Linked DNA regions of Homo sapiens: regions 1 and 3 are each linked to region 2. The links are chromatin loops, found by intact Hi-C in ENCODE. Cell type or tissue: HCT116. All regions are shown on one strand. Links, peaks and the distances in the headings refer to the core of each region. The heading gives the core; the rest is flanking DNA. Region 1 overlaps CMIP (c-Maf inducing protein). Region 2 has its middle 18 kb from the start of MIR4720. Region 3 overlaps CMIP (c-Maf inducing protein).

The links. Hi-C counts contacts between places; a loop is a spot of excess contacts. Peaks named below come from ENCODE experiments on the same cell type or tissue, not always from the same donor. Only the 100,000 strongest peaks of a DNase experiment are listed, where the experiment ranks them.
Region 1: it touches region 2 in a loop (8-fold over the local background); 55 of 110 quality-filtered maps call a loop at or near these places.
Region 3: a loop joins it to region 2, with 9 times the contacts of the local background. A loop is called at or near these places in 35 of 110 quality-filtered maps.

The regions. Positions count from the first base shown.
Region 1 is chr16:81,618,458-81,628,305 of GRCh38, forward strand. CMIP (c-Maf inducing protein) reads left to right here. Exons shown (of 21, transcript NM_198390.3): 3 at 2,419-2,469. Among named protein-coding and RNA genes, the nearest start is that of MIR6504, 12 kb to the left of the region's middle. RefSeq lists enhancers at 46-646, 4,971-5,040, 7,555-7,744, 8,926-9,547 and a silencer at 5,161-5,210. In HCT116, for the core only: a CTCF peak has its summit at 5,105 (motif pointing right); a DNase peak (open chromatin) is centred at 5,104.
Region 2 is chr16:81,397,868-81,407,715 of GRCh38, forward strand. No RefSeq gene overlaps it. Among named protein-coding and RNA genes, the nearest start is that of MIR4720, 18 kb to the left of the region's middle. RefSeq lists enhancers at 1-481, 5,881-5,960. In HCT116, for the core only: CTCF peaks have their summits at 5,837 (motif pointing right) and 8,145; DNase peaks (open chromatin) are centred at 3,354, 5,824 and 8,054; H3K4me3 peaks cover 2,708 bases; H3K27ac peaks cover 4,123 bases.
Region 3 is chr16:81,692,766-81,702,613 of GRCh38, forward strand. It overlaps CMIP (c-Maf inducing protein), which reads left to right. Exons shown (of 21, transcript NM_198390.3): 12 at 393-419; 13 at 674-722; 14 at 3,795-3,902; 15 at 6,920-7,036; 16 at 8,895-9,035. Among named protein-coding and RNA genes, the nearest start is that of PLCG2, 82 kb to the right of the region's middle. In HCT116, for the core only: a CTCF peak has its summit at 4,649 (motif pointing left); a DNase peak (open chromatin) is centred at 4,646.

The sequences.
Region 1 (9,848 bases), core at 608-8,607, 220 kb after region 2:
TCACAAGGGATTTAGGATGGAACATGTTTAGGGGGCTTTATTTTCCTTACCACCTCCTTCTCTCTCTGGCCCCCTTGGTGTGTGAGGAAGCACAGGAATGGATGTGGACCAGGCATGCCCTGGAGCCAGCTCATCCCAGCTTGCACCTGCCCACCAGAGCTGATCGTGCCCGTCTCTCCCCAGCTCTGGCCCAGGGGCATCCCCTTGAAGGTGTGGAATCAGCCAAAATGGGATTGTTCACAACACAGAAATCCGCACACGCCGGGATCAGGGCTTGTTGTTCCAGAGAGCCTGATGTTAAGCATTTATCAGCACAGACCTGGCCGTGGCTGCTGACGCTGCTGGCCCCTGTTTGTGGAGTGTTTGCACGTGCCAGGCACCGTGCTGAGGAAGCACTTTTCATGGATTAGCTCATTGTTTGGGATCTTCGCACAGCTCTCCCCGAGCAGGGTGTATTTTGTCATCCTAATGAATAGGAATTGTCACAAGACCAGTAGAGCTTGGGCAGTGCTGATGGGAGGGAGCTCAGCAACAGTCTCTCCAGGGGGCTGTTTCTCCTCCTTGGCCTCCGCAACTCTGGGCAGGGGGCACAGGCTTGGGTCGTCAAGCAACTTGCTGCAGTCACACCACTAGACACGACAGAGCCGAGACTTGAACCTGCACCTGTAAGAGGCTCAGCCCTTGTCGGAGTTCCTGTGTCACACGGAGGGCTTGCCTCCTGCCTGCTTTGCACTTGGGTAGACTCAAGCTCCACCAGCATCAGGGTGGCTGGTGTGGATTCGTGCAGTCCAGGGTTCAAAACTCTGAGTCCCTGAGCTCACTCACCAGAGCCTGAGTCCTCACCACACTTGCTACTGGAATGGATCATTTATGCAAGGCCAGAGATTGCTCCAGACCCTGACCTCGGAGAGCAGCTGATGTTTCGTAGATGACTTGGGGAGCGGGAGGTGGTCACCTGTAGCGTGATCCGGATCTCCTCGAACAAGGGTGAAACAAAGCGGTTACATGCTTGAGTGTGTGTGTGCGCGTTTGTGTGCCTCGAGGCAGAAGGTGGATGTTCGTGCTTGGAGAGAGACTCTAGCCTTCGTCAGACCCCCTGAACCGTCAGAGGCAGGGTCACTTTGGAGAGAGGGTTGTGGGTTCTGGTGGGGAACGCACGCTGCACTTCGGCCCAGCCTGGGGTGGAGGGGTAGCCAATGGGGAACTCAGAATGGTCCGGTGTTGTGGTTTACAGCAGGGGTCAGATTACCTGGGTTCAATTCCTGGCCCCGCACCACATGTCTGTGAACACTCAGGAAAGTTTTTAACTTCCAAAGTCTCAGTTTCCTCATTTGTACCATGAGATGACAGTACCGACTTCACAGGGCTGTCTTGTAAGGACTGAATGAGCCAGTCCACACACAGGACTCAGAGCTGTGTCTGGCGTCCATGAAACACCATAGCATTACTGTTCTGTTAGCAGACCGAGAAAGGAGGTGAGAGCCGCAGTGATACTCATGAGGGATGGGAGGGCTGCCTTGGGCTGCATTTTATTGGAAAGGACTGGATGATGGCAATGGTAATGATAACAATAATAATAACGATGGCTGCATTTCTGACCACCTGCCATGTGCCAAGCCTGGTTCTAGATGCTCTACAAGAATAATTTCTGGTCTTTAAAACATCCCTGGAAAATCAGGGTTATTGTCCCCATTTTACAGATGGGAAAATTGAGGCTGAGATGTCCAAAGACTCACAGCTAGTGTGGGGTGGAGCTGAGAAGGTTTTGTTTCACCCGCTGTGATGTTTAGCCTAGGTCTGCTGGGTGCCGTTTACCATGATCTTCTGCCATTGGCAGGAGAAGGTCATGGTTAAATGCCCAGACTTGGAAGCCAGGCTACCCTGGGTCTGAATGCACTTCATTGTGAGATCTCAGGGTCTCGATTTTTCCCTCTGTGAAATGGGCATAATGATAGGTGCCACCTCATAGGGCTGCTGTGAGGACCAAGGAGAGACTACGTGGATAACAAAAGCCAAGTTCCTAGAACAGTCCTCATACACAGGCCCCCAGCCAGCCCCCACCATCCTCACTCCCAGGCCTCCAACCAGTTCATCCCATTCCCTCCCATGCCCCTAAGTCCAGCTGTGTGTGCAGTTAAAGCTCTCAAGTCAGCAGTGTCTGAAGTCACTCATATACAGCAAAGGAAGCACACGGTGCTAGTGATGTCTTGTTTTTAGGAAATCCTCCCTGACCAGCCCTTCTGTTTTGGTTTTGCACACAACAGGCTCAGCTTAGCATATCTTTCAGCAGGCTTGTTAGGGTCACAGGGCAGACGCTGTCTACAGAGCAGGCTTGGGGGCTCACATGCTGGCCTTGAAATGCCCTGAGATGCCGCAAGCTGATGACCGGACCTTGCTGTCCTGTTCTTGTCGTTACAGGCTGCCAATAGCTACCTGCGAGACCAGTGGTTCCATTCTCTGCAATGGAAGGTAAGTACTGACTCGGTTGCTTGTTTAAAGCGACTCAGGCAGTGGTGCGATGGCTTAAAGCCAATCTGTCACCCAGAGGCATGAAAGTGGAGAACTCATGCCTTCCAGATGGCTCAGCTGAGGAACTTTGTTCCCCTACCTAAGAGCCCCTGGCCCTTCGTCCTCTGCTGTTCAATTCCTGTCCCCTGCAGTGCTGAAATAGCATTCTCGCCCTGGTGTTCTCAAACCCTATAGCTGTTTTCCTGCTTCAAAAGGATCATAGAACTGCTTGCTCTCAGAGTGAGGGCGACCCTGAGGGGAGTCCAGCCGGGGAGGCTGGACTTCAGGGGCTCAAGATGCTTAGTTGAAAGTAACTTCCAAAGGCTGTGCCAAGTGTAAACTTAACAGAGATTCAAAATCCTGAGCCCTATTTCTGTAGTCTTCACTGATTTTCAGTTGTCGGATTCTGTGGCCTAATTTTCTGATTCTGGCTCTACATAGGATGGTTCAGAGCTTTCTGGCACATAAAGGGAACTTCATCTTCTTGGAGACCCAGGGGCAGATCTTCTAAGAGGGGTCCCCCAGCCACCCGAGGAGCCTGAGTTGTGCCCCATGGCTCAGGCGATGGAAACCTTGACGTCAGGACCAGGGCGTGAAGCACGTACAGTCAGCTTCTCATTCCTGCCCTGCCTCCCTGTCTCTCCTTGTCTTCTGATCTTCTGGTTTAGAACAAGCTTTGACAGGCCCCTGGCCCCACAGCGGGTATGGCTGGAATGACCAGTGTGTCATAAGCTGTCATCCTTACAGTAAGCTGGGGAGCCACAGGGGATGAACAGCTGGCCCCATGCAGAGCTGGGTGCCATGTCACGTGTTGGGAGGACCCAGGGAACACTCAGGATTCCTCTCATGGCTCCAGAGGGGCTCCCCCAACGGCCAGGGTTGGGGGCAGAAAGGCAACCCCAGATAATTACTTTCCTGGTCCCAGAGAGGGCCACTCCCCTCCTTTCCTCTGTCAGCTACTGGTCCTCTTGCTTTGTGCTGTGGGGCCAAGTCTCAGAAGCTGAGCTGAGTCTCCACGTTGGGTTGCAAAGGGGAAGAGAACTAGTGTTTACTGAGCTTCTACTGTGTGCCAGGACTGGCGTGTTTTGAGCTCCTACTGTGTGCCAGGAGCTCTGCTAGTCTCATCATGTCCATTTCACCCTCACCACAACCGCATAAGGTTGATGATTATCGTTGTTGCCATTTTCCATACGGGAAAGATGAGGCTCAGACTGGAGTCCAAGCTCCCATCGTTAGGAAGGGGCTGAGGCAGGGCTCAGCTCGACCTTTCCAGTACCTGTATGTACTGGAAATTTCTGAATGTAGTAGAGTGGGAAGGCATAGATGTCAGCCAAGCAGGTAAGGTGGTGCACACCTGCTCGTGTGATCAGCAGGTGCTACTGAGAGCTCTGTATCCACTGGGAGAACATCTCTGATGCCTGGGTCTCTCTTTGTGCCCGGGTACGAGTGTGTCTGAAGACAGGCGGGACATTCGTCAGCACCTACTGGGGACCGTCTGGGGGTCAGATGCCAAAGCAGTTGAGAGGGAGGACTGAGCGGTGTTGGTCACGGGGGTACCACCTCTTCCCTTCCCCATGGTGTTTTACTTGTGGGGCCTCAGAAAGTGACAGCCTTGCATTTTCTCTTAGCTCAGGACACGGCAGAATGTACTTGGAGACACACTGCCTACCCGACAGGTTGGGGGAAAAATGCCTTATTTAAAAGGAGGCCAAGATGAGTATCAATGAAGGCTGTCAGGTGCGGTATCCCACAAGGCTCTGTTTTCTGCCTTTCCCTGGTCCACATTTTCAACAGTGACTTACACGTGCACCTGGAAGGCAGCATTTGTGAAATCTGTGAGTATTGCACAGCTGCAAGGGGCAACCAACATGATGGGCATAGAAATGGACTTCAGGAGGCTTTGGCTAGAAAGATGATTTAAAAGCTCGGCCTTGAAACATTCAAATGTCAAGGATTGGCCAGGTGTGGTGGCTCATGCCTGTAATCCCAACACTTTGGGAGGCCAAAGCAGGCGGGTAGTCTAACTCAGGAGTTCAAGACCAGCCTGGGCAGCATGGCAAAATGCCATCTGTACCAAAAATACAAAAAATTAGCCGGGCGTAGTGGTGCGCCCATGTGGTCCCAGCTACTTGGGAGGCTGAGGTGGGAGGATCACTTGAGCCCAGGAGATGGAGGTTGTAGTGAGCCAAGATTGGTCCACTGCACTCCAACCTGAGTGATAGAGTGAGACCCCCATGCCCCACCCCAAAAATGTTAAGGTTTGCATGTGGGATTCAGACAGTTGATTGAGCAAGTCCAGAACTGGGATCACTGTGTTTCTAGCAGCTCTCATGAAGACCTGGATGTTTGCATTCAATTATGGTGGCATCCGGTTTATTTATGGTTGCTAAATTTAATCAAGCAGTTTAAAAAATTTTCAGAAAACCTAAATCAGGATGTCAAGGAACTGGCAGATGCCTGGGTGTGTGCTGGCCCACTTGCCAGGTGATCAATGGTAGTCTTTGCTCTCAGGGTGTAAGCTTTGGCTGTGTCTACAGCATGCTTCAGACACAGTGTTTCTCCTTGGACAATTGCCCCCCAATAATTTAGGTATGCTGCCACCAGGTGGCAGTGATATTTCAGTGTTGGCAACTTGATCTCAATTCCTGTGGCTCTTTGTACCCAGTTTTGGTGATATTTGAGAAGGCATGCTCTCCTTCCTTTTAAAATGGCAAAGAAACGTAAGGTGTTTTGGAGGTACCGCCAGCTAGCCAAATTAGCTGGGAAACGTGAATTTGGATCCTGGTTCTGTGGGCAGATTCCAGAAAGTGTTCACCTAATACAGATGCAGTTACTGAGTACATGTGAGATGCCAGGGCTGGCTAGGTCATTTCTGGTTCATTGTCGTTAAGCAGGTAATAGAACCAAGGCTCAGAGAGATCAAGTGACTTGCCTACAGTTGCCCAGCAGATTTCAATCCAGATCTGTGGGGCTGTCCTACCTCCTCCTTGATCACACCGTGCTTTTCTCTGAGATTGGGACTCCACAGCCCTCCCAGGACATAACCCCTCTGCTTCTGCTGATACAGCCACTCTCTCTCCCCTCTTTATTTACAACCACCTATTTGAGGTTTTTCTTTTTCTTTTCCTTCCTTGTTTCTTTTCTCTTTTCTCTGTCTTTAACTGAAAAAAAAAAAAAATCAGTGGAACATCAAAATTGAGGACCTTTAGAAATTCCACCACCTCAGCTTGAATTTTTTAACTCTCTTTTGTTTTTATTATTATACTTTAAGTTTTAGGGTACGTGTGCACAACGTGCAGGTTTGTTACATATGTATATATGTGCCATGTTGGTGTGCTGCACCCATTAACTTGTCATTTAACGTTAGGTATATCTCCTAATGCTATCTTGTTTTTGTCATTTTCTCTCCTACACCAATATACATTTGTCTCCTGTGGCTGCGGTGCACATACTGTCAGAATACGTTCTCCTGTATGTAAAGAATGCCACTTCCAGCCTGGGCGAAAGTGCGAGACTCCGTCTCAAAAAAAAAAAAAAAAAATGCCACCTCCTAAATACTGTGTCCCCATTGCTTAGTTTTGATCAAGTTGGACTTGCATCTCTAGGCCATTCCCAACAGGGGCAGCATCACCCCTAATGGGACCAAAATTGGTTCCTTGACACTTAAACAAATCTTAATGATTACAATAGTCTGTGGCCCTCCAAAGCTCGACCCTATTCAATGAAATCTTATTCTTGAGTATTTCTTCCAAAGGGAGGACAGATGAGGGAGACACTAGGGTTCCTTATGGGGACAGTCATGATAACAGGGTCGATTGACAACCGCTGCTATGGAATTGACCTCAAATTGTTTTGTGGAAGAAGGCAAATATCCAGGTCATCTTGGTCACGCTTTTCCGTCTGGGTAACAGTGTTGTTTTTGTGGCATCAGCTCAGAACTTTGAGCTGTTCACACACGGTTGTAGCTCCCATGTTGGAGGAGTTTGCTCGGCAATGGACACTGCATTTTGTGAATTACTTCCTCTCACTGAATAGGTTCTGTTCTTATCAACATTTGCAGATGGGGAAACCTGAGTGTAGAGAGGATAAGTCAGTCGCACAAGGTTCCAAGGCCACCAAGAAGGCAAGCGGGATTAGACCCTGAACATCTTTGCCTCTTTCTCTGAGCAGCTCTGCTCTTCCTCCCAGCCCTCCCGGCCTGGCCTCTGCCATGTTGGTCTGGGAGATCTGAGGAGGCCTGGAGCCTGCAGGAGGAGGGCCAGGATCTCCCAGCCCATGGCTGCTCCACCTCCCAGCATTCGCTAGAGCAGAAGCTGCAGTCCTGAGGGCCCCTGGGGAGGCCAGCCCTGTTTGGTTTGGGTGGTTCAGCCCTTGAGGCTAATTCCCAGGGGTGTGGAAGCATTAAATAGTTATTCTGGGTTAATGAGGCTTCATTTCTGACTCAGATGTACCTCCTGGCTCATGCCCTGGCCCTCAGAGGCCAAGCCCTGTGGTGACAGGCCTGTCTGCACATGAGGCTGTGAGGGCACAGGCCTGTGTGCACACGAGGCCATGAAGGCCCAGTCTGTGGGGCAAGGCCAAGAGCGTGTTCAGGCTGTGAGGGGACCGTGTGTGTTTACAAAGCATTGAGAAGATTGGCCTGTTTCTGTGTCCAGGGTTTCAAGGTGAGAGACCCAGGTATGCACAGCTGTGAGGGACAAGTCTGTCCATGTGAACAGGCCCAGGTGACAGGTCCAGGCTACTGGGCTGTGAGGAGACACACACCAGGCTCCTAGAGGAGCCCCGAGAAGCCAGGATGCACCTGCTATGGGAGCTGGAGCTCCTGGTGCCTCTCCACCTTCTCGCTTCCTGAGAGGGGTTCCTCAGGCCGAGGCACACTAGTCCTGGAAACCAAGATGGTTTTTCCCCAGGGGAAGTGAGGTCACTCAGAACAGCCCCAGGGGCCAAGCCCCAGAGCCGGGGACCAATGAGCAGACTGTGTGTCACAAGAAGCTGGCCTGTATTCCTGTCCCAGGGCTGCCAGGGCCAGAGGAGTGCCCTTGGCTCTGGGAAAATCCCAGCCCAGCTTTGGATCCTTTCTGGCTGCCTGCCCTGGCCACGCTGCCTTCTTCTTGCTGGGCAGGTTTCCCAGCCCCCTAGGGTGGCCACAGCCCCTCGATCACCGCATCCAGGCCCAGGCCTCTGTCCCTCCTCTGTGGAGAAAGGTGGAAAAGAATGTGGGGTGTGTGAGTGTGAGAGTGAGTGTGTGTGCGCGTGAGAATGTGTGTAAGAGTGAATGTGTGAGTGTGTGTGAGAGCGAGAGTGACTGAGTGTGACTGTGTGTTGTGTGGGGTGACTATTTTATGAGTGTGGTGAGGTGACTGGTGTGTCTGTGTGTGGTGTGTGAGGTGACTGTTTTGAGTATGTGTGGTGACTATTTTATGAGTGTGTGTGGCGTGTGGGGTGACTATGAGTGTGTGTGGGGTGTGGGATGACTATCTTATGAGTGTGTGTGTGTATGTGTGGCATGTGGGGTGACTTTTATGAATGTGTGGGGTGACTGAGCATGTGTGTGTGTGGTGTGTGGGGTGACTATGGGTGTGCATGTGTGTGTGGTGTGTGGGTGGCTTATGAGTGTGTGAGTGGTGTGTGGGGTGACGGTGTGCGTGTGTGTGTGGTGTGTGGGTGGCTTATGAGTGTGTGTGTGTGGTGTGTGGGGTGACTATTTGTGTGTATATGTGGCATGTGGGGTCATTTGTATGAGGGTGTGTGGTGTGGGGAGATTATTTTATGACAGTGGGTGTGGGTGTGTGTGTGGTGTGTGGAGTGACAGAGAGAGAGAGAGTGTGTGTGTGTGTGTGTGTGTGTGTGTGGGGTGCATATGGGGTGACTATTTTATGAGTGTGTGTGTGTGTCCTGTGGGGTAACTATTTTATGTGTGTGTGTGTGGCCTGTGGGGTGACTATTTTATGTGTGTGTTTGTGTATGTGTGGTGTGTGGGGGTGACTGAGTGTGTGTGTGGCATATGGGGCGACTATTTTATGAATGTGTGTGTGTGTGGCCTGTAGGGTGACTGTTTTATGAGTATGTGTGCATGGCATGTGAGGTGACTGTTTTATGTGTGTGTTTGTGTATGTGTGGTGTGTGGGGGTGACTGTGAGAGTGTGTGTGTGGTGTGTGTGTGGCATATGGGCCAACTATTTTATGAATGTGTGTGTGTGTGGCCTGTAGGGTGACTATTTTATGAGTGTGTGTGTGTGGCATGTGGGATGACTGTTTTATGTGTGTGTGAGTGTGTGTGTGGCCTGTGGGGATACTATGAGTATGCTGGTTTGGAGTGTGTTTCTTTGGGCCTCAGTTTTCTCCTCTGTGGAATGGGGATGATCATGGCGTCTCGTCACTGGGCCGTGTGAGGATCGAAGGCTGTGTTGTTTGTGCAGCAGGCAGAAGGGATCCTGGTAGGAGCCCACGCGTGGGAGCCTCTCATGCGCCATCATCAGTGTCTCCAAGTGGGTCCGACATGGTGGGAGCAGCTGGCTCGGCCTGTCTCCCTGGCAGCCCCTTCCAGCCTCCACAGGTGGTCCCGGCTGACTCATGGCCTGGGAGGGCTAGGGTGGGTGGGAAGCCCGCCCTCGAGACTGTCTCTGCCCGGCTCTGGCCACGGAGTGTCCCCTGTGTCCAGCACTATGTGCCCCTGTGCTCCTGAGTCCGGAAACAGTTCTGTGGGGTCCACATCCCTCCCCCATCTCATAGCAGAGGGGACTGAGCGTCCAAGTGGATAAAGGATGAGGATAAAGGACCGTGCCAAAGCCAGATGCCTCCCAGCGAGGGTCACAATCTCGCTTCCACCTCATGAGTGGCTGCGGCGCCTCGGGAATGAGTCTGTTCCATGTTCTGTGTTGGGAGCTGGCGCTGGGGGACCACAACCCTCAAAGTCCCCAGCACCAAGGCAAAGTGCCTGGGGCTCAGAGAGGGGAAGCCCACCTGACGGGAAGCTGAGGGCAGGGCCTGGGTCATGTCCCCACTGGCTGCACCCTCAGGAGGGCGGGATCCATCACCCTCATCCCCATGCAGGGGAAAGGCCCAGGGGACCAGGTCAGAATGACACAGAGCCCTTGAGCTGATGCCTCCCCTGACCCCTCACTGAGGGCCATGCTAGAAGGGGGGATCCCTACAAAAGGGGAAATCCTGAGGCTCTGGACCGGGCCTCCAGTAGGGGCTGTCACCCCTGGCTCTGACCTTGCTCCCGGAGCCCACCTCCCCTGGGTCGCCTCCTGGTCATGGGAGCCTCCCTGGGGAAGAGCCACTCCTAGTGTCCTAGAGATGTGGCCCCAGGCGCTTTCTCCACCAGGCTGCAAATC
Region 2 (9,848 bases), core at 1,000-8,999:
CTTTCTTGTTAGACAGCAGTGAGGGCGAGGAGTCCCGACAGACGCACCCTCCTGCCTTCACCAGCAATTCCTGCTGATCCTGCTCACCTTCTGTAAACCGCCTACCCAATCCCGGCCCCTGCCTTTGCAGTCTGATTCTCAGTCATCAGTGTCTTTGGGAGGCCCACCTTGTCACCCCCCAGCTCCAGGCCCTGGACTTTTAACTGGGAAGCTGCCTCCCATTGAATCCAATTCGGAAACGTGGGTTTAAGTGCTGTAGGAGACTTGCCTGACCAGATCGCCCCCAATTCCTGATGCTGGGGCAAGATCACGGGGGGTGGGGGGGCCACCAGGAAAGCTGGCAGGTGCACACGTGGGAGGACCCCTCCTGGTGCCGCTAACCCACCCCTCTCCAGCCAGAGTCTTGCACACCCCTAGGTTGTCTACAGGAAACACCACTTTGGGTATGAGAATGGCTTCCTCATTTCCTCAATATCACCAGCAACGTAGCTACCGCAGTGTTGATTGTTTCTCTTTTATGTTCCCTATCTTCTATTCCTTTTTGTTTGTTTTTTGTTTGGTTTTGTTTTGTTTTTTTGAGATGGAGTCTTGCTCTGTTGCCCAGGCTGGAGTGCAGTGGCGTGACACCACCTCACTGCAACCTCTGCCTCAAGTGATTCTCCCGCCTCAGCCTCCGGTGTAGCTGGGATTACAGGCGTGCGCCACCACACTTGGCTAATTTTTTGTGTGTGTTTTTAGTAGAGACAGGGTTTCACCATGTTGGACAGGGTGGTCTCGAACTCCCAACTTTCAGTGATCTGCCTGCCTCGGCCTCCCAAAGTGCTGGGATTACAGGCGTGAGCCACTGCACCTGGCCTCATTTTTTCCTTTTTTTAATTGAGGTAAAATTGACCAAATGTCAGCCACTCTAGAGAGAACAATTCAGTGGCATTTTGCACATTCATGATGTTGGGCGTTCATTGATCGAATTCCAAAAGGTATTTTTTTGTTACCCTCAAAGGAAATCCCGTACCCATGAATAGTCACTCTCATTCCCCCTCTCCCCAGCCTTTGGCAACCAGTAACCTGCTGTTCGTCTCTAGGAATGTGCCAGTTCTGGACACATATAAATGAAGCCACGCAGTAAGTAGCCTTTTGTGATGGTCTTCTCTGCCTTCGTGTGGTATTTTGCAGGTTTATCCCTATTGTCACATGGGTCAGCGCCCCATTCCTTCATAATGGCTGAATAATATTCCGTTGTATGGATAGACTGCATTTTGTTTATCCATTCCTTCATTGATGGACCTTTGGGTTGTTTCCCCTTTTGGCTAATGTGAATAGCATTGCTATGAGTATTTGAGTACAAGCATTTGAGTCCCTGTTTTTACTTCTCTTGGGCCTATATACCCAGGGGTGGAATTGCTGGATCATACGGTAACTCCATGTTTAGCAGGAGGAACCACCAAGCTGTTTTCCACGGCAGCTGCACCATTTAACCTCCTGCTCCTGTCTCACTGCATTGAGAATGAAACCCAAACTTTGCACATGCCCTCTGAGACCCTGCAAGAAGTCCCTTACCTTGGGCTGCAGCCATGGGGCTCTCTCAGGACATTGGTACTGCATCTCCCCCTAACACTATGCCCAGCTACCAACTTCTCATCCTCCAGGACACAACATCAAAGTCACCTGTTTACAGAAGACTTCTCTGCCCCTCTCCTCCCACTCTGTATCAGAAGGGTTAAAATGCTGCAAAGGCCAAAGTGGTTACAAAAGTGAAGCAAAGGTGGTGAGAAATAACGAATACAAATAACCAAAAGCAGGCTCTTCTCAGCCCATTTTCACTTTCCACTGTGATTAGAGCCATGGGTTGGAGAGAGGTGTCACTTTCCTCTCAGCTCTATAGTCAGAACAACAATCATTGAGGGGTCTTAATGGCAGTGGATACATAGGCTCAGTGTTAGAAATCTCCAGAGAGAAGCCAGCGCTGTGGGAACCTGGGGAGCAATGCCCCATCTCCTGGGGGCAGCCACTGCCCAGCACATGCTCTGCTGCCATGCAGAAATGTGGGCTCAGGATGGCCGTACCTTCTGATTTTTCAGCTGGAGGTTTCTGTGAAATGCTTTGGTTTCTGCATTTAAAGTAAATTCAACTTAAAAAAAAAAAAAAGTAAGTCTAATTGTTCAGACTAGTCCCTCTCAAGCCACCTGATGACAGACAACTGAGGCTGTGAGTGACCTCAGACAAGACCAGCAAAAGAACCACCCAGCTGAGCCCAGCCCACATTGCAGAATTGTGAGGAAATAAATGGAGGTTGTGTTAAGCCATACATTGTTGAGTGTTTGTTATACAACAATAGATAACTGATACACAGCCCTTATTATGATCTTTCATCATCTTTGTTTATTTGTTTACTTTTTTGTCTCTCTCCCCTGCCCACCCCTTTCCCCACACACTCACTGGAATATCAGCTCCATCAGCCCATGGACCTTGTCAGTCTTGTTTCTTTTCCATTTCCCAGTGCTCATACAATGCCCAGTAGGCGCTCAATAAATATCTTTTGAAGAGTGAATAAATAAATGTTTAGGTCAACAAACATTTGCGGTGCCATCCTCTTGTCACAAGACACCAAGCTGGAGATGAGGGTGATCCAATCTCTCCATGAGGAAACACGTAGCTTCCCAGACTTGTTCTTCATCTTCCATCATGTTATTTTATTTTACTTTATTTTTATTATTTGTAGAAACAGGATGTTGCTTTATTGCCCAGGCTAGTGTTGGTCTCCTGGCCTCAAGTGATGCTCCAATCTTGGTCTCTCAAAGTGCTAGGATTACTGGCATGAGCTACGTCGTCTAGCCAATCATTTATTATTATTATTATTTTTATTATTATTATTTTGAGACACGGTCTTACTTTGTTACCCAGGCTGGAGTGCAGTGGCATGAATATGGCTGACTGCAGCCTTGACCTCTCGAGCTCAAGAGATTCTCCCCACTCAGCACCCCAAGTAGCTGGGACTACAGGCACATGCCTAGCTAGTAATAATTTTTGTACGTTTTGTAGAGACGGGTTTTTGCCTTGTTGCCCAGGATGGAAATCATGTTATTTTAAAGAGACAATTTAAGAAAGTCTCTTGGGCCCCTGCCTGATGTTTCAGCCGCATCTTATTCTGCCATATAGACAGACTAGAAGAGGTATGGATAGCTTCACACTCCAACAAATTGTGCATGGATTCTGGAGCACTTAACCCCTCCAAGCCACAGCTGTCTTTAAGTGGGGACCAGCTGATCCTGGAAGAGCTGCCGGGAGGCTCACACACCAGCCTGCATGACTGTTGTGCAGTAGCCCCACCCCACGCAGGCCAGCCCCGCGTCATCATTCCTATCCTGAACCTGCAGGGCATTTTCGGTTGAGGAAATGAAGACTCATGTTTATCATCCTTTCCGGGAGAGGGATTCAAGAAACTTGGCAGGGGTGAGCCCGGATCCATGCCCGTGGCGGGAGCTCAGTGACCTCTGCTCAACCCCCTATCCTTGCTAGACCCAAATTTCTCCTTTGGACGTATCCCGGGAATCCAGAGCCCCGCAGCCTGTGACTTTAGAAAGAAAGAGGCAGGCTCCTTCTTGGCTCAGTCCTGAGTGGAACTTCCAAAGGCAGGGCTGGGATGACTTCATGTTTGGATTAGGGAATTTCAGAATGGGACAAAGCCCATCTTTATTTCAGAGCCGATGACCTAGGTCTGAGTGGGTGACCTCCCTCCTAACTGATGGGAGATGACATCTAAACTCCCGATGCTGAGTAACAAGCAATGTAGACACCAAGGGCGATGAAGCAGCCATTCAGCATTTCCTGGCACCTGCCAGCTGCCGCCCACTGTCCTGGGCACCCAGGACACCAGCCCTGCGGTGGAGGCTCTGGCCTGGCACTTTACACCTTTGCTTGAACATGAGAACCACCTGGGGAGATTCCACAAACGCCCGTGTTTGGGCTCCACCTGAGACCAATTAGAGGCAGTCCTGCTCTAATTGGTTAATTACAATCAATCTCCCAGGTGGATTTGCAACCAGGGCTGAGAGTACTAGGCTGGTGGATACTAAAACCCCACATTTTTGTTTGGTTGATTTTTTTTTTTTTTTTTTTGAGACAGCCTTGCTCTGTCGCCCAGGCTGGAGTGCAGTAGCACAATCTCCGCTCACTGCAACCTCCACTTCCCAGGTTTAAGCAACTCTCCTGCCTCAGCCTCCCGAGTAGCTGGGATTACAGGCGCCCGCCACCACGCCTGGCTAAGTTTTTGTATTTTTAGTAGAGACAGGGTTTCACCATGTTGTCCAGGCTGGTCTCTAACTCCTGACCTCAGATGACCCGCCCACCTCGGTCTCCCAAAGTGCCAGGATTACAGGTGTGAGCCACCGCGTCTCGCCCCCACATTTGTTGAGAAGTCATCTTGTGCCAGGCTTTAAGGATTTTATTTTATATATATATGTATGTATTTTAATGCTTATTCTTTTCTTTTGAGATAGGGTCTTGCTCTGTCACCCAGGCTGGAGTGCAGTGGCACGATCATGGCTCATTACAGCCTTGACCTCCTGGGCAGCGATCTTCCCCCCTCAGCCCCCTGAGTAGCTGGGACTACAGGTGCATGCAACTGCACCTGGCTAACTTGTAAATTGTTTGTAGAGATGGTCTCACTACGTTGCCCACGCTTGTCTGAAACTCCTGGGCTCAAGGGATCCTCCTACTTTGGCCTCCTAAAGTGCTGAGATTACAGGCGTGAGCCACCACGCCTGGCCAAGAATGTTATATATGTAAGTATTAGTTCCTTTCCTCTTCACATGATCCCTCTGAGGTAAGTGCTGTTATCGTTATCTCTATTTTGCAGAGGAGGAAACTGAGGCATAGCAGGCACAAGTCGGGGATCCCTGTGTGTTAGCCAGGGCCTGCTATAGCTCTGCCAGGAGGGCTGGCAAGGCAAAAGAGAGCACTGGCCTGGGAATCTGGCCCAGCGTTGATCGAGGGCCTTGGACACGGGACTTAATCTTTGCCAGGACTTCAGTTTTCTCATCTGAATAATGGGCTTGATAATAGATTTGGCTGGGTGCAGTGGCTCACACCTGTTATCCCAGCACTTTGGGAGGCTGAGGCGGGCAGATCACTTGAAGTCAGGAGTTTGAGACCAGCCTGGCCAACATGGAGAAACCCCATTTCTACTAAAAATATAAAAATTAGTCGGGTGTGGTTGTGGCTGTCTGTAATCCCAGCTACTCAGGCGGCTGAGGCAGGAGAATCGCTTGAACCGGGGAGGCAGAGTTTGCAGTGAGCCGAGATCATACCATTCCACTCCGGCCCGGGCGACAGGGCAAGACTCTGTCTCAAAAAAAAAAAAAAAAAAAAAAATAGAAGTGAAGATGAAGCTGGGTGATGGAGAATGGGGCATACCATGGCCACTCCAGGGAGAGCTGTTAGCGGGAGTGGTTCTGTGCACCCAAATACTAGCCAATAAATCAATACATAAGCAGGAAGAGTACTTCCAACCATTAAAATAATTTGAATAATATTTGAATAATTTGAATAAATAATATTATTTTAATTGATTATTGTGGGATCAATGAATTCTAAATAAAAAATGCACTAAAAGTCTGTAGTGGGTGATGGGGTGGGGGATTTAGGGGTGCCGACGGGGTAGACCCCTATTGAAAGAGGCACGAAAACTGGGAGATGAAAAGCATAGGCTCGTTTGCCCTGTGTCTTCCTTCTCACGGCAGGGGATCGGCCGGCCACCTTCTCCCTGTGACTTCCTCCCAGTCCCGTCACCAAACCCCTGAGGCCGTCCTGGCATCAGACCGCAGGCCATAAAAGCGTCCAGCAGAGGGCGCCCCAAACCCACGAGGGCCGCGGCGAAGAAGAAGGTAGCGGCCGCTGTCCTCTCCCCTCCCAGGCAGGTCCGGTGCGGAAGGGATCGCTGGACACTGGCGATGGTGGAGAGGCATGGTGGGCCGGGTCCCCCGCACCCTTCATGGCCCTGACTCGGGGCTGCCCATGACCTTCAGCGTCAGAGCTCGGTCTGGTCCATGCCTGCCTTGGGGAAGCTGCGCCGCCTCTGCACCCACCCAGGTCAGGGCCACCTTCCCTCCATTTGCAGCATGAGCAGGTCTGAGGTGGCGGCTCCGGGCTGAACAGCAGGAACTGAGTTCTTTGTCCACATGTGAGGGTGGGCAGCCCATGAACAGTCCACCCAGACACAAGTTACCCTGCCCCCGAGCCGGAATCCAGCCCTGAGACCCCACAGTGCTGCCTCTGAAACAGTGCTGGGACGTCTCTCTGAGCCTGAGCTCAGACTTTGGTGTCCCGCTGCTGAGGCCGGGGTCCCGCCGCTGTGACCGTGGCAAGGGTAAGCCCTTTGTGCACCTGTGCCGTTGCCTGTAAAATGCTGGCAGTAATCACAGTGGAGCTACCCTAGAGGTTTGCTAGGAGGGTTACATGAGCCGTGCCTGGCACGGGCCACAGAGGGTAGGTTGCACATGGCTCTTTTCCCCACTGCCCAGTTATTAATCCAGGTCACAGTTACTTCTTCCCCCAGCCTCACAGAAGATGGGGGCCACTGTAAACCCCACCCCATCCCAGATGAATCAAGCCATCACCATACCCCCCCCCTCCAAATGATCCATGCCACCATAATATGCCCTCTGGATGACTCAGACCACCACTGCCCCCTCCCCAACACACACGTACACCCTGATGGCCCCAGCAGTCTCCTAACTGTCCTCCCTGGCTCCAGCCTTGCCCTGCTCCCTTCCACCATCCACTCTGCAGCCAGACTGATTTTTCTAAAATGCAAATCTGATCACATTACTTCCTACTTAACATCCACCAACAATTTCCCAATAAACTCGGGATGAAATTCAAGCTCCTTAATGTGAGTTCTGAGGCCTTTCCTGATCTGGCTGGGGCCTGGCACTCCAGCCTCATCCCTCTGAGTGACAGCCAGAGCCCAACCATGGGGGGCCCAGGCAGGAACTGTGACACCCCCAAATTCCACTTTTTAAAATTTTATTTTATTTTAAGTTCCGGGATACATGCGCAGAATGTTCAGGTTTATTACATAGGTAAACGTGTGCCATGGTGGTTTCCTGCACTTATCAACCCATCACCTAGGTATTGAGCCCCCCACATGCATTAGCCATTTATCCTGATGCTTTCCCTCACCTCACACCCCGCTGCTGACAGGCCCCAGTGTGTGTTGTTCCCCTCCCTGTGTCCATGTGTTCTCAATGTTCAGCTCCCACTTATAAGCAAGAACACGTAGTATTTGGTTTTCTGTTCCTGTGTTACTTTGCTGAGGATAATGGCTTCCAGCTCCATCCATGTTCCTGCAAAGGACATGATCTCTTTCCTTTTTATGGCTGCATAGTATTCCATGGTGTAAATGTACCACATTTACTTTATCCAGTCTGTCATTGATGGACATTTGGATTGATTCCATGTCTGTGCTATTGTGAATAGTGCTGCAATGAACAAACTCATGTATGAATCTTTATAACAGAATGATTTATATTCCTTTGGGTATATACCCAGCAATCGGATTGCTGGGTCAAATGGTATTTCTGGTTCTAGGTCTTTGAGGAATCGCCACACTGTCTTCCACAACGGTTGAAATAATTTACACTCCCACCAACAGTATAAAAGTGTCCCTATTTCTCCACAGCCTTAAATATTTGCACATTTATCAAACAGGGAAACTACTTTTTATTATTAACATAAAAGGTATTCCTCTCTCTTTGTGAAAACAAGGGCTTTAGAATGTGCATACTGTGAAAGTAACCTGTTAACTTATCAGAAAATGTCTTTTATCTGACATTTTCCTGCCCTCATCAATGGATGACGTTAGTCACATTCCTTGAAGGATGACTGGAGCTTACATGGACCCAGGTTCAAAGTCGTAGTCTCTTTGAAGAGCCTCAACTTTTCCAGCCTGACTCCGGGTTGGAACCTGCGTGCCTGAGGTTCCTCTCAGGATCAGCGTCTCCACCGTCAGACATTCTTATGAGAATACGGGTGGGTCAGCGCCGGGTAAAGGTGCTGGCTAAGTTTCCACCTTGTGGAGGTGGGATGACTTGCAATTCCCGTCTCCTGATTCATCCCCGGGTTACTGATTCATTTCCCTGGAATCTGGACTGCTTATGGCCATGCCCCCAGCTGCTGCTGGGCAAGCTGAGTGCTCCATTCAGCCCTGGTTCACACAACATATTCCTGGGCTCCTGATACAGGGCCTTGCGAGCGTTCAGACCCAATGCTTCTTGCATAAACACACACACATACAGATATATATATATATCTGTGTGTGTGTATATATATGTGTATGTGTGTGTGTGTATATATGTGCATATATATGTGTGTGTATACATATGTGTGTGTATAGATATGTGTATATATATGTGTGTGTGTGTATGTGTGTGTATATATATATATATCTCTTTTTTTTTTTTTTTGAGATGGAGTCTCACTCTGTCGCCCAGGCTGGAGTGCAGTGGTGTGATCTTGGCTCACTGCAAGCTCTGCCTCCCGGGTTCATGCCATTCTCCTGCCTCAGCCTCCTGAGTAGCTGGGACTACAGGCGCCCACCACCGTGCCTGTCTTTTTTTGTATTTTTAGTAGAGACAGGGTTTCACAGTGTTAGCCAGGATGGTCTCAATCTCCTGACCTCGTGATCCCCCCACCTCGGCTTTCCAAAGTGCTGGGATGACAGGTGTGAGCCACCGCGCCCAGCCAAAATATATATATATATAGATATATATATTATGTATATGGGTCATGTCCGGCCCCCATCCTGCCAAAATATAATATTTTTCCAAAATATATATAGAAAATATTGCTCTGTTACTGTCACCCAGGCTGCAGTGCAGTGGCACGATCACAGCTCTCGTTGTAACCTCAGACTGCGAGGCTCAAGTAATTGTCCTGCCTCAGCCTCCCAAGTAGCTGGGATTACAGGCACGTGACACCATACGCAGCTAATATTTGTATTTTTCACAGAGATGGGTCCTTGCTATGTTGCCCAGGCTGGTCTCAAACTCCTGGCCTCAAGCCATCCTCCCACCTTGGCCTCCCAAAGTGCTGGGATTATAGGCGTGAGCCACCGTACCTGGTCAAAACTAATATTTTGAATGTTTCTTTCTGTCTTGAAGTTGAATTCCCTGGTATATAATTTAGCTATACATGTGATTTCAGATACATCAATATCATGCCTATTTACAATATAAAGGAGGATTAAAAAGAAATTAATTTGACATAAAATTGTATGTGGGGACATTAGAACCCCCTCTACCCCAGAGACATAAAGAAGTAGTAAGCCACTTGCTCCTGCTCAGGAATCCCCAGGAAGGCTGCAGCCACAGCACAGATGGCCACAGGTGTGCCTGTGGGTGACTCAAACATCACAGGCTGGCAGGCTCTCAGTGACGTGATTTTCCAAAATGGTGAGCAACTCTTGGTTAACGTCCAAATGAAACAAAGAACAACCTTACCTCCATTTACGCTGTGGTTGTGCTCCTGGGAAATGCAGGGACAATGAAAACTGAGCAGGAAAAAACGGCCTTTTTATGTAAAGTGAAGTTAGATTCCAGACACAGATAATTTCAAGCAGGGTTTTCGCCTACGTGAATGTCCTGAGAGACGGCAGCCCATCCTGGGGGCCGAGGGCCCATTCTTGTCATCAGGGACTGTCTGTCTAGCTTTCCTGCCCACTGCCACCACCAAATGCCAGTGCTTCCCACACTCACACGTTATGGAGACAAATTTCCAACCCCAGTAGGGACAACCCTGTTTCCAGGAGAGCAACCTGGCTAGTGGGTCAGGTCCTGCCCCCACCCTGCCAG
Region 3 (9,848 bases), core at 927-8,926, 290 kb after region 2:
GGTCCCCCATGGCCGCTGATGTGTGCAGTAATGAGTGCCGCCCGCCTTAATCGTGGAACAATTAATGAACACACCTGGGTCTCCGGAGCCCACATGCACCCACACATGCTCAGGCAGCAGCTTAGCCCCTCTTATTCACAGGTGTGGGCACAGGGAACTTTCGGGAATGGGGGGCCCAGTGTGTTCATGTTGCTCTGATCTGCCGCCTCCTCAAAGAAGGCCTTTGTTTTGGAGCTTTGAGTGGGGACAAAATGTTGGCATTTCACTCACATTCCTCTTCATTCTTTGAATCAGACATAAAGTCTAGACGTCCCCAGAGGTTAATCTTGGGAACATTGTGCTGTTTCCGACGCTTCTGTTAACCGCCGTGTTTTCCCCTGTTTTTGTTGCAGAGCTCTCGCACATGAGAAGTTCACCAAGTGAGTGTCTGGGCACCGCCCTCATTCCATTCTGGCACGCACGGCCTCTGTCCTGAGGTCTTCCCTCCGTGGCCCATGCATTCTGGGAGGCAGTGGTGGCTCCTCTTGGCAGTTCTCTTGAGACACGTGTCCCTGATCCACCGCCTTGCCCAGCTCCCTGGCCCGTTCTTCCTTGACACCATCCCCTCCCCTTCCCACACCTCCCACTCAGTTCCAGACCCCGGCAGTAACTCCGGCCGCCTCGTCTCTTCCAGGGAACTGAAGTACGTGATTCAGAGGTTCGCCGAAGACCCCAGGCAAGAGGTGAGGCCTTTGTTTCTGCATCTCAGGCCGGCTGTCTGGGGATGGCAGGATGCACGAGGGCCCCTTAGAGGCCTTCTGAAGCTTGTCACCAACAGGCATTCAGAACAGCTTTCAGAGACCCATTGCCTGTGTATAAACACATCCCCGCCTGGTGCAGAGCCCAGCCTGTGATGTCAGTGTTTTACTGTAAACGCCGGCTCACCGGGGGTGGTTTTCCACTGGCTGGTGGTTTCTGCCCGCAGCCGAGGCCTTGATTTCGGGCTGGGCTGGCATGGCAGCTCTCAACCAGCTCTGAGGCAGCATTTTGATCCTGTCTGGTTCTGCTATTATGTGAATCACTGGGCAGAGCAAGGAATCTGAGCTGGGATTCAGAGCTGGGTTTTTATTTCCCGGTCATGGTGGCCAAGGGTTTCCCTGAAGGGCTGCTGTGTCCCTCACCAAAGCTGGGCTTCCAGGGAGAGGGCAGCCTTCCACCTTCTGCCCCTGAGCCTGTGCACATGGGCAGGGACCTAGGCAGGCAAGGAAGCCAGCCTGTAGCCCTGGGCCCGCATCATCTGATAGTAACAGCACCAGCAGCTGTCTTTTAGGAGGTGCTGTGCCCCGGGTCACACACATTCCTTTTCTCATGCCTCACAGCATCCCTGTGAGTGTCTTCTATAGTATTCCCAGTGTTGCGCGGCTGGTCCACGACTGAGGCAAGATTCGAGCCTGGTGCTGATAACCATCTCACTGCACTGTGTGCTGTGCTCTGAGATGCTCACAGCCTGCTTCTCTGTGTGCATGAGTTCTGGGTGTGGTAGCGCCCTAACTCCCAGTTGAGGACAGACCTAGACTCGTGCTCCCGGCAGAACAGGGGGAAGGATGAGCAGAGGACAGGGGGAGTTCCTCTCCATAGAGCCATCCCCAGGAGGCTTCCTGGAGAAGGTGGTACTGAACTGGCTGGACTTAGCTAAATGGGTCAAACTGGACCTTAGTCTGGAGGGTGGAGCATGGTGTTTGAGAAGGAATCTGAGGACACATGGACACCAAGGTCTTGCCATGTCCAACCATGGCAGGTCTCTCTGACTCAGAACCCACAGTTTATCAGGCTGTAATTCCAGAAGTTCTAGAGTACTTGTTCTCAAACTATATTACCTGAGGAGCTTGTTCAAAAGGCAGACCCCCCTGCCGCCGCATCCCTTCCCGGTTCCAGCTCACGGGGCCTGGGTGGAGCCAAGCATATGCGTTTTGATGCGTTTTGAACAAGCATCCCAAGTGGTTCTGAGGGGCTGGTCTCCAGGCCACACTGAAAAACCGAGTTCTGGAGGGATCTTGAAGACTCTAGTTCCAAAACACCGCAATTCTAAACACCGATTTCCCTAAGTGTTCCTCAGGCATGGAGGGAAAAAGGAGAAACGGTGGATATGGTGCTTTTAAATGTCAGGGACCAGTGAGTGTCTCCATTTTTCTTAAACTTAAGTCTTTCCTTGCCACCTGTGAAGACAGCGTCTCAGAATTCTCCTGGGAACTGAGCCTTAATTCAAACCCAGCCTTTGACGCTGGGAGAACAAAAGTGGCATCAGCTGCTTCTCAGAGTAGAGAGGCAGGGCCAGCTGCTGGGAGGGTAATTCTCAAACCAGGGAAATGTGCATGAGGCCCCGAGTGACCTGCCGGTCTGGAAGGAGCCAGCTCCCCTGGCCAAGGTCCCACACCCAGGCCCTTGTTCTCCTGTTTGCCTCTTTCTTTTCTCTGCTGATTCTCTCTCCCTTTTCCTCCTCACTCTTCTTTCTCCCTTCCCTTCTACCTTCTCCTTCCTAAATGAAGCCAAAGTTGTTTCCTTTAAAATTATTTGCTATATTTGTTGAATAGCATCTCAACACTCCTAAGTCCTTATTGCTTTGAAGTCGATAAGGGAACCCTTGATATTCTTCCAGCTCAGAGGGAAAAATAAAAGCCACTGCCTTTGTTTTCTGTGTGCTCGTGTGTGGGTTGTGATCAGTTTAATATCTGTGGGTAACAGATTCTTGGCAGCCAATCGTCCTTTCCTAAAGGAAATGATGAGGAACTTCTCTCAGCTTTCTTCGGAGGACAGGAGGAGGTGGGGAAAAGTCCTTTGTGTTTCCTGCACGCCCTTGCTCTCATGCTCTGTCTCTCTCCCTCACTCTCCCCGCTCTCCATCCTCTCCCTCCTTCCCTCTCTCTCTGTGTAATCACAGCAGGGGCCAGAGTGGATGTGGAATTCCTCCCATACACACACACACGTGTGCTCACATGCACAAACAGGCCCATCCACACAGACACACAGCTCTGGGAAGGAATGTGAGAGCTGTGCTTTTGGCACTGAAATTGCCCCCAGCCACGGACAGATCCTTCAGTGGAGGGGGACAAAGACTCAGGGAAGGAAGTGGGGATGAGACCTAACAAGAGAGGGTGGCAGAGTCCCAAAGAGGGGGAGAGAGAGAGAGAGAGAGAGATTAGCAGGGCAGATACCTGGAGGGGAGGATGGTGCCTGCACAAGTCAAGAAAGGGAGGGCAGAAGGCACACACCCAAGAGGGAGAGTCAGTGCTGGGGGCAGCAGAACCCCAGAGAGGCAGCAGGGAGAGGTTTCTAGAGAAAGAGGGCAGAGAGCACGGGAGAGGAGTTAGAAACACAGAGAGAGGAGGACAGAGAACCAAACAGAGAACGGAGACCCAGGAGATGGCCCCACCCAGAGGAAGGCATAGCAGAAGGAGAAAGGGGGCAGGAGAAAGGGAAAAGGGGCTGATTGTGGGCGGTTGCTCTGGGCATCTCTACCTGCTGCAGCCACAGGCCCGCTTCATTCAGATCAGCCAATCAAGCCGGGGCCTGCCCTCCCTCCTGTGCAGCTGACAGCCAGTAGCCAGAGTCCCCTGGGGTGTGGGGGCCACGGTATTTCCCGAAAGACCTTTCATGGCATTTGGTGGAAGGCTGGGGGTTGCTGGAGGAAACAAAGTTAAGCGGGTTTCTTGACTGCAGGACTTGCCTGAGCCTTTCCCATTCATGTGTGCAGATCATGGTCGCCCTTGTCACCGGGGCTGCATGCAGCTCACACTTGTGTCTTCCCTTGTCTGGCAGGTCCACTCATGCCTGCTGAGCGTGCGGGCCGGCAAAGATGGCTGGTTCCAGCTCTACAGCCCCGGAGGGGTGGCCTGCGACGATGACGGGGAGCTGTTCGCCAGCATGGTACGCAGTGGGACCCCAGTGGGGTGACTTCCAGGGGTCCCTGGGCTTGCCATGCCTGACTAGTAAAACAGCCGTCCCCCATCCCCTGGGGCCAGCCCCGGAGTTTCCCGGCTAACACAGTGCTGATCATGAAGGTGGTGGTGGTGGTGGTGGTGATGGTGACCGTGACTGTCACTTACTCATTTCTTATCTGAGGCTCCAAGCCAAGCACTTGGCTTTCCCAGTTGCACTCAGCTCTCACAGCACAGTGAGAAGACGACACATGTCATTGCCCCATTTTATACCCAAGGCAGCTAAAGCCTGGGCCGTTACTGCCTAAGGTCACACAGTTCATTGCCATGGTTATGTTCCTACAAGAAATTGAGTGCCCAACGGGACCAGGGATTCTGGAAGGCACTGCAGGTCCACCAGCTTGTTTAATCCTTACAAGGAGGTGTCGCGGTCAGGGGGATTGTTCCCACTATCATGAGGGGTCTGAGGTCACCAAACCAATAGCTGCATCCATGATAACTTTCTTTGTGCCCGGCACTGTATCCGGCACTTCATATGCACTATCCTTTTTTATCTGTACTGCATCCTTGTTGCTGAATTACACCTCTGTTGAAACAGAGGCCCACAGAGGTTCGGTGGCGTGCCTGGGGTCCCACAGGCCTTCTGTTTCCAAGCCCTTCCTTGGCCAGGCACACATGGCTTCTTCCAGGAGTAAAGGGCCACAGACTCTTCCTCCCCCAGGGCAGATGCTGCACCCTAGTGGCCAGCAGCCTCGCCGACTCCACTTGCTGAGAAAACCAGCTCCATTTACTGGTCACTGGTGCTCCCACACTCAAACTGGGCTTCCAGTCGCAGCTCTGCTGGGAGCTAGCTTGTTGACCTTGGGCTGGTAACTTGCCTCTGCCAGCTTCAGCCCCTCGTCCGGGAGCCTCGCATTGGCCTCTCGAGGTTACCGCAGCGATCGCATGCAACAGTAGATGCACGGCGCCCGGCGGGCCGGCACAGTCGCTGCTCGGAAATGACGCCGGTGGTGATTCTCCTCTCTGCTGGGTGGCTGGTTTGGCTGTCCACACTGAACTCAGCAGAGATGTTTGTGCAGCGATGACAAATTGAGGCGCTGCCCCTGGGAGCTTCTTGAAAAGGGCTTATTTTTAGGCCCTTTGCCTCATGCACTCCCTCGCCACTCCTCGCCGGCCACCCCAGGCCTCTCAGGGCCCTGCGCATCTAGGAACATGCCTGCCCCTGCCAGCCTGCACCACCTCTCTCGCGCTCTCGGTCACCTCTCGGGTTCTCCTCTGATGTCACAGCTTCACCATAGCAACGCTCAGCTGCGCCCCCCCGCCCCCGCCCCCACCCTACAATGTGAGGATTCGGTGCAAGAAAGCGCAGGGAGCTGGCGGCTTCCCAGCCCGAGAGATTGCATTTGTATGCCAGAGCTGTTCATGATGGAGCGGAAAAAATATACACAAGGAAGGAAGCAGGCAGCCGCTGGATGGAAGTGTGTTGTTGCCATGGAGATGCATGGCTTGGAAGCCGGCCCCTTGATGAGGCTGCTTTCTCCACCGCCAAGGGCATTTGCCATTGTGTGAAGTTGGAGGAAAGCCAATGGGGTGTCGAGGCCTCCCCCCAGCCCCGGTGACCGGGGACCCCTGCCCTTGGGCCCCCATCGCCCATGCACCAGAACAAAAGACCGCCCAACACATAACCCAAGAGGAAGCAGGATTTGCCAATTCTTGGATTCCTGGGGCGCAGGCAGTCTCCCAAAACACCCTTCCGAGCTCACAGCGGGCTTGGCAGAGGTGGCTGGGCTTCGTCACGTCCCCTACCCCATACATGTGCGAAGGCTGCCTAGAAGTTTCTACGTGGTTCCAGCGGTGCCAGGAATTCAAAGGATCAACTGTCAGCAGACTCCCGAGGGGAGCAGGGGAGGGGGCTTTTTTGTTTTTGGCAGTAAAATACACATCATATAAAAGTGTGCATCTGTAAGCACACCGTTCAGTCACACTGAAGACATTCATGTTGTAACACAACCATCACCACCGTTCATCTCCAGAACGTTCTTATCTTCCGAAACTGAAACTCAGCATCCATTACACACTGACTCCCCCTTCCTCCCGGCCTCAGTCCCTGGCAGCCACTTTTCCTTTCTGTCTCTGAATTTCCCTATCCAGGTACCTCATGTAAGTGGAGTCAGAGTCTCCTTCTGCTTAAAACTTCAACGTAATAAGTGTTTCAAACATCAGAACTTTTATAATGGCAGGAGATTACATATTTAGAGATTCTATTACAGATTCTTGAAAAAACTAGCAAGGGCCGGGCACAGTGGCTCACGCCTGTAATCCCAGCACTGTGGGAAGCCGAGTTGGGTGGACCACTTGAGTTCAGGAATTCAAGACCAGCCTGGCCAACATGGTGAACCCCATCTCTACTAAAAATAGAAATAAATTAGCCAGGTATGGTGGTGCATGCCTGTAATCCTAGCTTACTAGGGAGGCTGAGGTGGGAGGATTGCTTGAACCCAAGCGGCAGAGGTTGCAGTGAGCCAAGATCGCACCACTACACACTCCAGCCTGGACAATAGAGCGAGACTCCATCTCAAAAAAAATAAAAATAGCAAGGGCTACATTTGTTTAAATCAAGAGACCTTAAATTGCATTCTAGTCAGCTTTTATTGCATTTAGTATTATAGATTTATACAAAAGATACCCTTGCTGAGCTGGGGCTTATAGTTAAATCAGGTACTACTAAAAGGCAAAAGACAGAATGAAAAGAGGGATCATGAACGTGACTTTCGCGACTGGCTTATTCCACTCAACATAGTGTCCTCAGGGTTCATCTGGGTTAGATCGTGTGCCAGGGAGGGGTTTCTTGCATCCCCCTGGGGCCTGGTGATCCTAGAACACCTGGCTGTCTGGACAGCGTGTAGGCAGGTCTGTTCAACGGCTCTTGGGCTCACTTCCTGCCAGCACGCTGGAGGCTGGCACTGGGTGTCTCTGTCCCTTCACCTGGGCCTTCTTGCCTCACAGGTGCACATCCTCATGGGCTCCTGTTACAAGACCAAAAAATTCCTGCTCTCCCTGGCAGAAAACAAGCTGGGTCCCTGCATGCTCCTGGCACTGAGGGGGAACCAGACCATGGTGGAGGTAAGGAGCTGGTCGGGGTCCCTGGTGGGGTGGCTGGCTCCCCGTCCCTTGTCCGTGCCGATAGAGCATCTGCTGGGAGCCAGGAGCTGCTGCAGGCACGGGGGGCAGTGGGTGAGGCGTGCAGTCCCAGCCGTCCTGAGCTTAGTGGGAGCCTCGAGCCTTCATCATGCAGTGTATTTGTTTCTGTTGTGATCCAGCTGATCCATTGATCAGTGGGGTTGGGGACGCTTCTGTTCTGCTCATTTATTGCTGTGTAACAAACCACCTCTAAGTGAGGGCTTTAAAACAAGATCGTTCATTTCTTTTGCACATGGGCATTGGGGTACCTGGGCGCAGCTACGCACTTCTCACCTGGGGCCTCATCAGTCAGATGGGGCCAGGTTGGGTTAGCCCCAAGGCTTCTCGCATTGGCCTAAGAGGCCTCAGACAATGAGGGCTTTGGCGGCTGGGGCTCCCCAGCCGCACCCTTCACCTCGTGGCCTCCAGGTAGCCTGTCCACCTGCCAAGAACACACACACCCAGCCCCACAGGTCACCCCTCACCTGCTGCTGCTCCTCTCTCTCCCTGCACGCTCCAAAGTCCCCAGAAGCCTGAGACTCCCAGAGCAACTGTCCCAAAGTCCCCAGAAGCCTGAGACTCCCAGAGCAACTGTCCCAAGGGAACCAAGGCAGAAGCCATGTCACTTTTTAACTTAGCCTCCCTTGGAAGGCAGGCGGCATCACTTCTGCCACATCCTCCTGCTGGCAGTGAGTCACCGCGGCCGGCCCTCAGTCAAAGCCGTGGGAGCTAGACTTCACCCCTCAGTGGGAAGAGCATCGAAGAGTTGGCAGGCGCAGCAAAGCCATGGGAGCTCCCGTGGAAATGAGAGTTCGGGCAGATGTGAGCCCTGGGGAAGAGGCAGCGGGAAGGTGGGAGCTGAGCAGGCTGTGGGGACATCCCGGGCGGAGGCTTGCTGGAGGCCAGGGTGGCTGGAACACAGGGAGCCAAGGGGCAAGAGGTCTGGGATGTGGCTGGATGGGCATGAAGAGCCTTCTGGGTACCTAGAGGTGCTGGGAAGGAGTTTGGATTTAATCTTGGCTGTCCTGTGACAGGGATTCGGAGGCCATGGGGGAGGGCTGAGCAGGGAGACAGGAGACAGGCAAGAGGCGCTGTGAGAAGCGTGGGCTGAGTGACCTGCTCCTTGGTGAGTGAGAAGTTCTAGAACTGAGCACCATGGCATGCACCTGTAGTTCCAGCAACTTGGGATGCTGAGGTAGGAGGATCACTTGAGCCCAGGAGGTTGAAACTAGCCTGGGCAACATAGCAAGACCTCATCTCAAAAAAAAAAAAAATCGTCATTGGAAAGGGAATGTCAGAGGCAGGGCTGTCAGGCGTGTTGACCCCCAGGCCGAAGAGCCACATGTGCAGTCATGAGGCCCTCTAGGAAGCTGTGTGGTAGATGGGCCCAGGGCTCTGAGCCATTCCGTGAGTTTGAGCACCTACTTCATGACAGCCACTGGGGAAGGAACTGGGGAGAGAGAGGTGTCTTAACTTCTGGCCTTTCCACCAGTGCTCAGGGGCCTGCAAACATCCCCCGGGGGCCTGCCCCATGTCCAGACACCGCACGGTAAGCAGATGCCTGGGAGACTCCCATGTCCATTGACATTTGAACCTGGAGAACCTCAGTGCGTGGTCACTGGTGCTACCATTGTACAAGCAGGAAGTTGGGCAGGTGATTTGCCCAGGCTTACACAGCCGGGGCTGCAGAAAGGGGATAGTGGGGTTGCTGGTTTTCAAAACAAGGCCCTTGGGGTGCACAGAGTGTGCTGAGCTAGGGTGGCAGGCCGGGTCCGTAATGCACCCCTGCGGTTCTGGACAGATCCTGTGCTTGATGCTGGAATACAACATCATCGACAACAACGACACCCAACTGCAGATCATCTCAACCCTGGAGAGCACAGACGTGGGGAAGCGCATGTACGAGCAGCTGTGTGACCGGCAGCGGGAGCTGAAGGAGCTGGTGAGTCCCCGGCTGCTCCGGACCACTCCCCTGCCCAGCAGGCCAGGGGGGGCCAGGGCGGGATGCGGGGCAGCTAGTACTTGGACCTGAGTGGACCTCAATCTCGTTGAATTCTCCTCCAAACCCCAGAAATTGGTATTACCACCTGCCACTTTTCAGGTAATCAAAGAGAAGCAAAGCAATCCCCAGAGTCACACAGCTCATTGGGGCCTGGCCAGGACATTGCCCACCCTCCCTCCTCCATGTCCCTTAGACCCTTCCATTTCAGTACATGGGGGACCCAACTTCCAAATGCCAGCACCCACACCTCTTTGCTGAAGGACTTTGTATGTCCACATGCATATACTCACACATGTGTACACAGAAGGACGGAAGGGGCAGGAAATTCATGCCTTCTGATCTCCTGGAGCAGCCCTCAACCAGTCCCTTCTGGGGAGAGTGTGTAGAAATACCCCAGCTCCCTCACCCCTTCAGTGAGATATGTTTGAGACATGGCTTCTCCACCATTTCTTAGAGTCCCCCGGTGGGATTTGGTGCCAGTACCCACCCAGTGATAGCTGGATTGATAACACCCCTTCCATTATAGGTAGCCACAGTGTCACTTCCCCACTCTCCCACTGGTGTTTCTTGGGATCACCCTCCAGTAAACCACCTGTGCTCAAACCTCATCTCCGGGTTTGCCCCTGAGACCAAGACCACCGTGTTGCCTTGTACCACCAAGAAAATAACGATGGCTCCATGAGTGTTGTTAACAGAGGTGGAAGTCTAGAATGGAAACTTGGGGAAAAGAATGGTTGTAACCAGCCTGGTTTC